2 separate regions of the Homo sapiens genome follow, and region 1 is linked to region 2. A link is a loop called in an ENCODE intact Hi-C map of the cell type or tissue named here. Cell type or tissue: A673. All regions are shown on one strand. Links, peaks and the distances in the headings refer to the core of each region. The heading gives the core; the rest is flanking DNA. Region 1 overlaps RBMS3 (RNA binding motif single stranded interacting protein 3). Region 2 holds the start of RBMS3-AS2 (RBMS3 antisense RNA 2).

What was found. Peaks named below come from ENCODE experiments on the same cell type or tissue, not always from the same donor. Only the 100,000 strongest peaks of a DNase experiment are listed, where the experiment ranks them.
Region 1: a loop joins it to region 2, with 6 times the contacts of the local background. A loop is called at or near these places in 1 of 110 quality-filtered maps.

What each region holds. Positions count from the first base shown.
Region 1 is chr3:29,344,531-29,351,439 of GRCh38, forward strand. All of the region lies in intron 1 of RBMS3 (RNA binding motif single stranded interacting protein 3), which reads left to right. Among named protein-coding and RNA genes, the nearest start is that of RBMS3, 67 kb to the left of the region's middle. In A673, for the core only: no CTCF peak of the experiment used is centred there; DNase peaks (open chromatin) are centred at 2,561 and 3,061; H3K27me3 peaks cover 775 bases.
Region 2 is chr3:29,640,017-29,646,925 of GRCh38, forward strand. The region is part of intron 4 of RBMS3 (RNA binding motif single stranded interacting protein 3); the gene reads left to right. RBMS3-AS2 (RBMS3 antisense RNA 2) reads right to left here and starts at 2,800. Exons shown (of 3, transcript NR_174948.1): 1 at 2,643-2,800; 2 at 1,078-1,131. In A673, for the core only: no CTCF peak of the experiment used is centred there; a DNase peak (open chromatin) is centred at 3,115; H3K27me3 peaks cover 1,417 bases.

The DNA.
Region 1 (6,909 bases), core at 1,004-6,003, 300 kb before region 2:
AGCTTCATAAGACTCTTGTGTCTATAAATGATATTCCCTTTTTTGAGGATAATGTCTTAAATGCAGTCCAAAATCAATTAGCTATTATGTGCAACCAGGCTACCCTTAGAAAGGTGACTATCCTTTTTTGTATATATTTACCAGTATTTGCCACCCAGACCACAAGGCAAGGGATTGAGGTAGTCACTGGTATTTTTCTGGGAGTAGCTTAAGCTTATAATTTTCATGTACATATTTCCCTTTCTCTCTTTCCAAAAAGGATTATTTAAATTTTTCAACATTTAAGCATAGAGGAAATAAATAAAATAGGTTATCTTGTCATTTTCTCCATAAGGAACTTCTTCAGAAAAGACAGTGTGTAGACAGTCCCAGTGGCTGTCCCCTTTAACTCAAGCCCAGGACCTACAGATTTCTCTGTAGCTCAACAAAATGTCTTTCCACAAAGGGCTGGAGGATTCTTAATTATCAGTTGTTGAATTTCAGTCATCCTGATAACACCATTTAGCCAACTGTGATGGCAGCGATATTTGTCTTGTTAAAGACCCTGAAGTTAAATTACTGCTGTACTATTTTCCTTCAAGCCTGACTTGTTAGTTATGGTGGAAGTGAGCTATTGACTGGGGTCCTCCCATTCATCTATACTTCCTTTATTATTTTAAATGATCTCTAGAGCTAAGGGGCAGCAATTTGCATTATTTATTCAATGAATTCTACCTGATAGTCTTGTCTATAATTTCCCTTGTGAAGAGAACAGAAAGACTAAGAATGAATAAATTGTCTCTTGAAAACTCATGGCTTTATCTGCTTCTGTCACAGAAATGCTATAGATTTCAGTTTTCTTGACTGAGAAATATTTAATAACAAGAAGCTCTACATTCTAGCAGTTTAAAAGGAGGAGGATTTTTTTTTCCCCCACTCTTTGTCTCTCACTGTTTCTTCCTCTCAGCTATACTTTACCTAAAACCTTAATTTTTTCCCCCATTGCTTTTATGGGGATTCCTCTGAAAGACATAAAATGCCTCTCTCCATGAGAAGCCCTGTCATAGGAGACAGCTCTTTCCATCTGTATATTTTACTTGCCTTGCATGTAATTTTCTCATCCAAATGGAAAGCTCACCATGCTCTAATGAAACTTACTAGAGACTCCCAGAAAATTCATGTAACCAGGTTTATGTGTGGGTCTGATGTTTTAAGGGACAGACTGACAATTCATGGCCAGAGGAGGCCATTAAGGAAACAGGTTTGATTGAAGTCCCGACACAGATGTTGACAGCATAATTAAAATGATTAATTGGAGTAAGAGAAGTGTTTCAAACTAATTAGAAAAATGGTTTGGTTATACCCCCAGACTGTACAAATGGCCAGAGGAGCCAATTTTTTTATATAGAGAAGGGAAAAGTGAAGATGTATGTTAAAACAATGTCATTCTTCTTTTATCAAGAGGATACTGCAAAGTTTAAAACTATGATTATTGTTATGTTGGTTTTCCTGTGAGTCTTTAGGTCTATTATCCCAGCCCCTTTTGCCAGGTGGCTGACTGGGCATAGGCGTGCAGCCACGTTCAAGAAACAAAGGGAATACTTGCATAGAACTGGAGTTGGCCCATATTGACATAAGACAGTTCTCAATCACAATAACTATTTACTTGCATATTGCTTCTCCAGAGAGAATACAAGTACCCCAAATTACCATCAGATGGCTTAGCACATAGTAGGGCCTCAATATTTTGTGTGTTTGCTGAGGCAACCAAAGCCATATTTTTAAGTATGCCTAAATAATAGGACTGAGAAATTTTTCTTCCAGTTATGCTTTCATTTTCTTGATTATTTCTGTTTTATTGTGAATCCTAGTAAAGGCAATTCATTCTTTTTTTTTTTTTTTTTTTTTTTTTGAGATGGAGTCTTGCTTTGTCGCCCAGGCTGGAATGTAGTGGCGCGATCTCAGCTCACTGCAACCTCCGCCTCCCGGGTTCAAGTGATTCTCCTGCCTCAGCCTCTCGAGTAGCTGGGATTACAGGTGCCGACCACCATGCCCAGCTAATTTTTGTATTTTTAGTAGAGATGGGGTTTCAACAGGTTGACCGGACTGGTCTCGAACTCCTGACCTCAGGTGATCCACTCACCTTGGCCTGGGATTACAGGCGTGAGCCACCGCGCCTGGCCAGCAATTCATTCTTATATCTTCAGAAAACCTGAACTATCATGGACCAATCGGTTTTAGAGATTATTAATGAGCATTAGCAGGGGCATGTTTCAGAACTCTTTGCAGACACAATTTAGTTAAAACATTTCTTAGTTTCTATAAAAGCAAATGTATGCTATTGTGGTGTTGAAGCTCTTTGTACACAAAGTAAACATTACGTGAAAGAACTCCTTTGGCCTGCAAACATAACATTTAAATGGCTATTGACCATATGTTTCTAACTAAAAGCACTATGAAAAACAAGTTCTTGCCAGATTTCAGGTTTTTTTCTAGTTGTGCTCTGTGAAGCCTGGTGGTAGGTTTTCAGTTAATGCCTTTGGCTACATGAACAAGGAGTTTCACCAAGAATGTTGGGAATTCCTTTGGTGACCAAAAGGAAATATGAAGACTCTGGAGGCTGATGAGAGAGACAAATAATGGGGAAGTCATAAACATCATGCCAATTCCTGTCATTTATTTCATTTTCTTTTTAAAATAAGATCTGAAATTGTTTAAAAGAATTTTTGAAAAGCATCAAGTTAACTTTCTAGCACTTTTAAGTTTCATGTAAATCAGTATTCTTCAAGTGCCACATAAATATGTGTAGGTAAGTGTGCTATTTCTAGGTCTATAATATTTAAAGATATTTAATAAATAGGTTTCATTCGTTGCATGCAGGATGCTGACTAAAATTGATAGAGGAAAGGTCTAGGGGTTTGTTTATTTTAATTTAATACAATGAAATACACTTGTAATCCTATTAAATTATAGTCTATTTTGTATATTCTTGATAATTGAAGTTATTATCTATGGGTGTGTGCATTCGCGATGGGGGGAAAATGGTCTATTGGGAAGAATGGCATTTTGACAAATCACAGGAAATAGTCAATTATGTGGATTCCACGCAGTTTCCAAGGTTATGACAAAGATTTTACCCCTGAAATTCATGAACCATAGTCTGGAGGGAGTTTGGATGGAATTACAATTCAAGTGGTTTGTTTTGGGAGGAGTATAGGGTGGGGACAGAATTAAATGTTCAGTTTATTTCTCCCCACAAAACTCGCCGTGGCAGCACCCTTAAGAGGGAGAGAATGCAAACTTGTTTTCTTTAACACAAAATTTCTAGCAGTATGAAATACTGAAACATTCCGGATGATAAGGGCCTTAAAGCTTAGGTTTATGATCATAACAATAACCTATTCACATTAATATACTCAATAAAGTTGGCTATATACATGAAGTGCTAATGAAGTAAACAACAAATGAGTTTTCCAGGATGCTGCATACTTGAAATTTACTGAGTGTAGGGTCTCTTTATCAATAAAGTTGGAAATTTATTTTTTTCCATCGTTTTCCTCTTGTTTCAAGTCTCTTCACTGCCTTGTCATTTAAGTAAATGACAAGTAAACAACACATGAGTTTTCCGGGATGCTGCATACTTGAAATTTACTAAGTGTAGGGTCTCTTTATCAATAAAGTTGGAAATTTATTTTTTTCCTCAGTATTCTTGTTTTCGTCTTGTTTCAAGTCTCCTGACTGCATTGTCATTTAAGCTGTTAAGGCTGAAAATAATTCCCCAAAGGGGACATTGAACTAAAATATTTCAGGCAAATTTATCTCTAAAACTTTTAATCTAGTCAGGAAATATTAATAATCGATGCAGGTGGGGTTGTGCATAAAAGAAATGCTATAAAATGCTACATTGTTCATCGAGCATATAGTCAGACAAAACACTGCATTTACTGTCTCCAGAAAATGAAAGTTAATTTATGTATTTCATCAACAGACTTTATTATAGTGCCACATATTTGTGGTAGACTTAAGGCCGTGAGAAATTTTCACTCTTGACTTCTCTCTGTTAAAAAAAAAAAAAAAATCAAATCAAAACACTCTTTATGTTTAAAAATGGTTACAATACAGTAATAAAAATGTGGCTTACTCTTTGCTTTTCACTAATAAGTTGAGTAGCAATTGGCAAAAACCAAAAATCGTAAACTCCCTGAGCTCCAATTTCCTCCTTAATTAAATGAGGTCACAGAGACCAGGATCCACTTTAAGTAGCAAATTGAGGCTCAATTCCGAAATTAGAATGTGCAGCTCCCATTCAATAATCCATCTTTAATAAAAATGTAGATTAACATTGTGTCCCATCCTCCAGCCCAAGTCTGCAGTAGAAGGGACTTGAGAGTAAGATGCTTGGTGCTTCTTTTTCTTTCCTCTCTTGCAGTTCACCTCATTCTTCAACTGCTGGTTCTCATTTCTAACCCTGCTAGTGTCAAAGTGAGAGGGTAGGGGAGGACAGGTGAGGAAGGTAGGGAAGTTCGTACTTGACTTTCTTGAGATGGCTTTGTATATTCTTACCAGGTCTCTCTCTTTCTTGAGATCTTTCTTAGGCTCCTTTGAGGCCTTTACTGTGGATGTTTGAAAGCACATCTGTGACATTGATGATAGATTTTTCTCCAGCTCTCTGCTCCCTTTGCACCCCGTGGAGATCTACTCCTAAAATTCTCTCTGCAGGAATCTCATTAGCCTCCAGTGGTTTTCCTGGACAGGAGACAAAAAAGCTACAGTCGTACTCTCTCTATTCCTCTGTAACCCACATCTTGTCCAGGGACATTGATCCCTGGCTCCAACAAAGTCTGAGAATGCAGGTCAATCCCAATACAGCTGCACCTTTCTACTTTGTGCCCAAAGCAGTTCATCAGTTGCTTACTTTGTCCTCTATGTTTCCTGTATAGGGACCAATCACAGTTCACTTTGCCGTATTAACTCAGAGCAACATATTAAGCTCTTGAGGGGTCCCTCTGAAGCTCCTCTGTCTTAACTTGAGAAGCAAGCACAGAATAACTTTCTCCAAACAGATCTTTAACACAAGTCCTTCTTCCTGGTTTCATTGGTTTGCACTAATTTTTAATCCTCAATGTAGATTTTAGGCCATTTAGCTCTCTGTCACCCTACTCTGACATTTTGCAAATGGTATTGTATCGTGTGTCTAACAACTCAGCTGTCTGCTGTCTGTTTTATCTTGGTGCCTCAGTTAAAGAATCCAATGTAACATGCTGTTGCAAATGAGTTAAATTCCGATAGCCTTCAGAACTAATTTTTTGTTTCTCTTTGTGAATCCATCCCATGAATCTCGATTTATTCATAAAAATATAGTTGTTCAGGCCGGGTGAGGTGACTCACGCTTGTAATCCCAGCATTTTGGGAGGCCAAGGTGGGCAGATCACCTGAGGTTGGGAGTTCGAGACCAGCCTGACCAAAATGGAGAAAACCCCATCTCTACTAAAAATACAAAATTAGCTGGGCATGGTGGCACATGCCTGTAATCCCAGCTACTCGGGCGGCTGAGGCAAGAGAATTGCTTGAACCTGGGAGGCGGAGGTTGCAGTGAACCGAGGTCTCACCATTGCACTCCAGCCTGGGCAACAAGAGTAAAAACTCCATCTGAAAAAAAAAAAAAAAATCTAGTTGTTCATTTTGAACATTTTTGAAAGTTAGGGATTTTTTAAAAAACTGTCATTATAAAATTATGGCTAAGAATTAAGGGATGACTGTTCCTGCTAGTTAGCATGGTTCATAATTGGTTGTTTTTTGTTTGTTTGCAAATTGAATGATCAATTGAGTTAGGTTTGGTTCTTTCATTTTAGAGATTGCCAATATATGTAAAATTTGTCTAGACAGGGATTGATGTCCACAGAACAGAAAATCATATAGGTAATTATATAAAGTAAACTAATTTCAGTTAGTTTACTTCATGTAAAATAAGTGAAAACAATTCAATCTTAAAAGGTCTTCATGTGACGAAATTGCCCTAAGCATCTCATGTATGTATAAGGCACTATAGTAGACAGTACAGGGGCCACAGAGATGGAGAGAACTAAGCTCCCTCTCTCCTGGGACAAAGCTTATGCTCTGCTCTGAAAGTGTCTGTCTTGAGTGAGCCTTAATCAGCATCGCGAATATGGAGTATCTTAGTTTCTTTTGAATGGTAATCGATTGTTTAGGGGAATAGTTTTAAATTTACTAAATAATGTGTTTTTCTTTTAATGTTAAGGAATATAAAAAAGGACCCCCAAAATGTTTCATAATCTACTGCACAGATAAGCCTTTTGCCATAAAAGGTAAAAGAAAAACAAAGTAAAAACAAAAAACTATAATGTGCATGGTAAAAAAAAAAAATTAATACTATGGAAAGCTATAAAAGGAAAAGTGGACATCTTCTGTGCCATTTTCTCCTTCCAAATCTACCATTAACAATTCTGCCTGCTTTTCTAGAAAATATTATGTGTATATATATATATTTGCACATATATAAAGTTATTATAGATATGCCTATACCAACTTGCTTACTTGATTTCTTCCCTCCTTTCCTCAGTTGTTCATTTTGCTTTTTCTCTTAAAGCACTACCTCATTCTTTTTAATAGCAACGTTGTATTTGCTGTAGTTAATTAGTCCACTCTTATGGAGGCTTTCATTGGTAATACAAATAATGACGTGATGAACATTTTCCTGCAAATTTCCTTATGAACCTCTAGGATCGTCTTCTTAGGATTAATTTCTCTAAGAGTTGCTGTATTACATCAAAGAAATCCTGAGTTTTCTGTTATTGTAATAGAAATTGCTAAACTGCCCATAAGAAATTATCCATGCATTTACACTTCACCCAGTACAGTTTTCTGTGTTTCCTCATAATTGCTCTAACATTACAATCACTGTATTTACAA
Region 2 (6,909 bases), core at 710-5,709:
GACCATCAGGAAGCATGCTCTGGAAGGGCTTAAGAGAAAAGCCACTGCTATGTCACTATATTCTACCTACAGGTTGATACAAGGCTGAGAGAAAGGAATGCTAGCAAATCAGAATGGCATATGAGCAGATACAGATGTGTAACTATGCCAAGTATTTCCCCAGATGTACTAGGATGACTCCAGAAATCTAAAATATCTGGATAATCTCATGCAGTAAACATTTTATTGACATTTTGGTTACACACACACACACACACACACACACACACCCACACACACACGAAAGACGGAAAGAAAACAGCAAAAGGTAGAAAGTTTATCTCTGGATGTTAAAATTGAGCATATATTACCTGCATAACAATGAGGAAAATGATTAAGCTTCGGGGATCATTCTTAGACATTTTAAACAAACACAATTCTAAATTTAACAGAAGATAAGCGAAGTTTGATAATTTAAAATTCTATAGGACCAAGAGCTTGCTTCACTAGTTAATATTTAGAAACATCAATTGGTCAGTCTGTTGTAAATAAAATCCCTGGGTTCTTGAAGGATGATGTGTTACACAAAATAATTTACACTGAACTATTTGATCGTGCATAGATTCCACTGGTTCAAAGTGGAGGAAAACATTTTAATGATTTTACATTCATCTGTACAATTCTTTCTGCTATCAATCATATAGTGGTCCTTGGCATTTTTTCCTTGTTTTAAAGTAGCTTTTTACCCTATATAAAGAATAATACATATGAAACAGTATTGTATTTAACCCTAAAATATTCCATTTCTGCTGTCAGATAAACTGAGTTTGAAGGCTATCTCTACCCCTTACTCCTGTGTGACCCTGGGTAAGTTATTTACTGTCTCTACAGCTGTGTTTACCCATCTTTAAAAATGGGGATAATGATTCTTCCTACTTCATAGGGCTTTTGTGAGAATTACATGATAATACATGTAACAAACTTAGCATAGTCCTTGGCCAATTGCACAAAATAAATTAGCTATGAAATGTATTTGTTCATAATAGAAACTTCAAGAAAAATAACTAGGAAAGACATAAAAATCCTCTATAGTCTCACCTCCGAAGCAAGCGATAACTGTCATTTTGGTATCTTTTATTCTTCCTTCTTTATCTAAAGACAAATTACAAAAATGAATCTATTCATACATATTGTATTTTAATCTGATAAGTTGTGTATAAACTAAATCATTTTCCCTGTTACTAAATATTGTTCAAAAAAATTATTTTCAGTGGCCACATGCTTTCCCATTTGTAAAGCAGTATCATACTGTATTTTAAAAATATATTGCTGAGCATAATGGTTGTTTCCAAACCACCAGTATTTCAAAGAGGCTGCATTGACCATCCTTATAAGTAAATATCTCTACATATTCATAATAATTGGTTTAGAATCGATTTCTAAAGTTAGAATTGCTGAATCAAATGGTATATCTTAAATGTATATTTCATACACGTTTTAATGTACTGCTAAATTGCCTTCCAGAATGTTTGTGCCAATTATTACTTTTAGTAGTATATCAAATACTTTTTAAACAATAGATACATTCACTTTAAAAAGAAATGGCAATGACTTTTAATTTTTTAGCTTATTTTATTGAGTTTGAAAAAGATTTGGCCACTTGTTTTTTTCTCTCTTGTATACTGTATGAACATTTGAATTTAAAAAATGTATACTGCACTGCTTCTTTAATTGTCATATTCACTGAGGTAACATTTGTTGAGCATCTACTCAAGACAGGCACACTGCACAGGGTGAGAGATGTAAAGACCAGGACACTTATGCTAAAGTCAGTGGTGTCCATGAAGAGCAGAGGCACAGTGAAATTTGCCTGGTCCTTCTAGGGGCTTTGGAGATGCATATTAAACATCTGAAGCCAAGGGATTCTTCTTAGAGCTGTCCTCCCAAGAAAGAGGGAACCAAACAATGAGGAGATTTGGCAAGTCCTACCCAAAGAGAACTGACATTTCTTAGGCATTTTATGAAGAGATACATAGAACTCCAGTTCCACTTGTTAAAAGCAATAACTGCTTTCACTTACTGAACATGCACGCTGTGGCAGGCTCACTGCTGATATTTTACAACTTTCTGCGATCAGAAAGGTTATAACCCGTAGATCTGCCAATGAGTGGATTCTGACCCTGGGTGAAGTGAATGAACTAGCCCAAGAGTTTGCAATTCTAAGTGGAAATGCTGGGATTCACCATCTGATCTGATGCTTTGCTCTGTCTTCTCTTATTTACACCCAGGTTTCTCAGCTTTCCACCTTTGTTATATTTGCATTTTGCCATACCTGCCTGTTAACCTTTTCTTAAAACAAATTGATCATCTATGTTTATTTTTGAACACTTTGTTGTTAGTTTCCTTAAAAAGGAAACTTTGTATCTCTATTATAAATAGAAAATCAGTTATATTTGCCATATAAAAATAAAATAAGTAAAAATGTATGGTTTCATGTGTACCACCAAAAAGCATTTCATCTTTCTATCCCCTTTCCCATCTCTTGCCAGAGGCCAGGCTATAACACCTGAGGAAACACTGCCCCAGTCACTGCAAACATTTAGTCACTAGGGACAGCAGAACAAGACTGTGGGAACTTGGTAAGAACCTGGGACCCTTTGTACCTTTCTTCTGTTGGTTTCTTTATTCTCATTCTCTTCTGGATGGTCTCCAGAATAACTGGGGAGACAACACTTACAGGAAAAGCGCATGTGTTCTTGTCTCAGAGTGGAAGAAAGAAGAGCCGCCGTGTTCCAGCTAGTGCTCAGAGAAGGTGCTCTACATATCTTGTTGACCTTGATTTGAGCTATAAAAGGCTGCTGACTCAGAGCATTAAAACAGAACCACTGGCTTATTCTCTGAGTAATTCAAGTCTGCCTTTCCCTCAGTCGATCCCAGAGGTGGCTAGTCAAGCCTGGCGATGTTCATTTACCATCAGAGATTAAGCCTGTCTGGCCAGGCTTTGTCTGGTAGCATTTTCTTAATCAAATATAATGACAATTTGAATAAACTCAAGTCCATTGAACATTGTTCATGTTTTATTATTAAGAAAAAATAGGCACTTTGATTCTTGGAACACTTTTTAAAAGGCTCCTCGCTGTGTCAGTCTCTGTTTGTTATTTTGGGGCATGACAGTTATCTAAAGAGAACCAGCCAGATTTAATCTGACAGCCACAGTCAGGGAAGAGCGCTACCAATCTAATTATCCAGTAATCTAGTCAGAATGGGAGTAATTCTAGGCCTTTCTCAGGCAGCTAATCACATTTCCTGTGCATTAGCAGCCACACATGGGGAGCTTTTAGGAACAAGGTTTTTGGCCTGCACGGGCTTCATGAGCCTCATAGTGGTATAATTTCTTTGTTGACTTCTTCCCCCAGAGTGGTTTCTTCAGGATTTTTCATTTTGTTCTCATTCCTACTTTTCCCCTGCATTGCCGAGGGTGTCTTAGCTTAGCTTCAAGTTCTAAGTTTGACGAGCTTCTGACTTTCCTTTCAGAATGCAGCAGAGGAGGAAGGGTACATTCACGGATCCATATGCTTATTTCTTGTGCAGGGACAAATTAAGGAGCGTAACACAGTCTGCAGGGAAAAAAGGGAGAAAAACGTGAAAGTTGTTTTCTTCAAGGAAAGCGCCGTTGTTTGTGGGCCATTTTTCATGTCATTTCTCTATCAATGTGGGTGATTTGAGGGAGGTTTCTAGAGAAAAGGCCGGAGAAAAGAGACAGTTAATGGATATTTAGTTCTGTCGTTGTCTCTGAATGTCAAGCTGTAGGTAATATTGATCTCGTCTCATTTCTGTAATCACAATTTTAACATGGAAAAAGGAAAACACACACACATTCAGGGAGTGGGAGCATTAATGAATTTCCTGCCATTTTCTTTCTCTGAAAACCTCCGTTTAGGATAATTTCATATTAGTCCTGTAAAGCAGAATGTTTTTCGAGTGCATTGGTTTCTCACACTCCAAAATTGAGGTTTCAGTGGCAGTATGCCGCTTCTACCCCCAGCTTTCAAACATTTCTCCAGCTTCTCATAATCACAGCTTGGTTAGTCTGAATCCAAACATTTGAATCTAATAGAGGGGAATTCTAGTCACTAACAGGTTTACAATATAGTAATTTTCCCCAAAGTTATCCATGATAAATGGGCTTCCCAAATAGCCTCTAGCAATCACAGCATAACGCATTAGATGGAACACTCCAAAAAAATAAAAAAAAGGAAATTTGAAATCCTGTGTTAAATTGTCGTGTTACAATTTTGAACGGGTTTCAATCACAATTTGCATCCTCTCAACTGAAATTTTTGTGGGCTTAAACAATGCTTTTATTCCAGTAATTGTGGGAGGTATATGCCACTAGGGGCTGCATAGTTTGGGTGTGCCTCCATGCACAGACAAGAACTGTTGCTGAATCATAAGTATATTTGAGCCTCGTGTCTGAAGCCTGTGGACCTAGAGCCTAACGTGTCTCAGATGGAACACGTAGACTGGTTCCAGTGCTTCTTGTTCTGTTTCTAATTATGTCGTGTCTGCATTCATTCTAGGTTTAGATCTCACAAATGCTATTGATAGAACTTTGCCTAAAAGGTTCAGTAAAACTACAAACAAACCCTAGTTTTGAACTGTCATCCAATATATTATAATAGTATATGAATTTTAGTCTTTCATTGCAGGCACTATATTGTTTGACTCTGATTGTATTGATTGCACAGGCGAAAGTAGGATTATAGCCGAAGAGTAGTTCATGGCTGACATTTTTATCGATGGTTCCATGAACCTGAATGTGTACTTCAATCCACTAAGGTCACTGATTAAAATGTTTACCCAATAAAAATTACATTTAAATATGTCAATAGTACATCAACTTACATAACATCTTTCATCTGAAAATATAACAACATATATGAGAAATTAATGGCATAGTCACTAATCCCTGTAGAAGTATTGCTTAACCATGGTTCACTTCTCACAGAATCAAAAAGAGAGAATAAAAATGGTATAGCAAAGACTTTTAATGATTCCAGCATCTATTAGGGTATCATTGTCACAAATAAAAAGAATACCAGTTCCTACATTTCTCAAGGCTATTTCTCAATACAAGTTAAAATGATTCAGGAATGCAGGAGATGCAAAAAAAGAGGCTGCATATTAAGAGCTTGTTTGAGCAATGGAACCTCTATGTATTTACAAATGTGGCACTTTTCTCTCTGCTTTAAAACTTAGATCTTGAATTACTCGAGTGATTGTGATCTGCAAATCGGTATACATTGTTGATTTCTCTGTTCAAATTAATATCTGCTGAATGAGTTGGGCTTTGTAAAAGTTCGGCTTTGTGTCTTATTCATTCTCTGCCAGGGTGTCTGGTGCTGTCCAAGGAATGTCCCAGGACAGAAGGGTCTTTGTATAAGGAACAATAATAAATTCCATTATTGCCATTTATGAATTATCAGGCTGCCTTGATCTAGTTAACTTCTGTACAAAGAGTGCTATCAACTTCAAACTTTAGTTAAGTCATCATGAGGCAATGATTCCAAGTTTTGATCCATTTTATAAGGGATCTTCCATTTTACTGTATCATTCTGAATACTGTTCATTTTCTGTCATTTTTAATTTGGTTTTTCTTTTAAAAAGTCAGCTTCTGTAACACGTTTTGACTTTGAGGCAGAGTCTACTTTGGGTTTGTGCTAATTTTTTCCTCTTAGACAATTAAAACTTTCCAAGAGGACATTTGATGTTTTGCAGCATGGATGTCATACATCCCATATTGGCATTGTGTAATGTTTTTGGTAATATTAAAATAATTGGTAGTTTAGGTGAATTACCACTGGGTCACTGGCCTTTATCACCCACCCATATAGATAGCCTTTTAAATTTATATTGTCTGTTTATGTGATTTGCCCTGGCCCATATTTGGAAATACCTACAAAGCCCTACATTACCTCTAATCTGCTTAGGCAATCTTGCTGGTTATGCATTGGTATTTTATATTGGTAACATACAAGCCTGCTATCATCTTCGATGTTCCCTTTAATCTATGCTGTCCAATAGTGTAATCATTTGGCTGTATGCCTGTTTAAATTGAAATTTAAATTCATTCACATTAAATACAAATTCAGTTCCTTAATTGTACTGGTCACAGTTTACATGCTCAATAGTTACATAAAGGTAGTGGCTTCCAGACTGGACAGTACAAGTATAGAAAATTGCTGATATTGCATAAAGTTCTGGTGGACACTGCCTTAAATGTCTGATAAACTTATCAAGGAGAATGTCTACATTGGCTTAGAGGCAGAAAACAATTGTGGCTGTACAATTTCAGGTTCAATACTAGAAACAGCAAAGTCAATAAAAGTGGCTGAGACTCTCAGAAGGTGCACACTTGTAATTGCATCTCATCATGAGTGCTTGCTGCAATTAAATGAAATCATTCAAATGTTGGTTTTATTAATTCTTTAAAAGGAACAGGGAAAATGGCCACTTGAGAGTTCTTTTTGTTTCACTACCGTTAATATGTTACCTAATGTCTCTTATAAGTATGTCTACATTTAAATACTGGTTTAAGTTTCTTAACAATTTTTATGTTTTTTTTTCATACCAAATCATTTCTATGCCATGCCAGCCAAAGGCTCATTTTTTCTCCTTTTTTTTTTTCATCCTAACTACAGTTTTCCCTTCTCATTTTTCTTCCCTTCCCTTCCCTGTCTCCTATTCCTGCGATTCTGTCTTGATGATGTCTAGGTGATAGAGGGAAAAAAGGGAGGAGAGTTTAAAATCTTTTAAAGTAGATATTCTGTTTTTGGAATCTCCCACGTGATTTGGGTAAAGTGGAGGAGTCTTTGGGGGCAAGTCAGCTATCTTGCATATGTATCTTCCTCATTCGGAATGCGTGTTAGA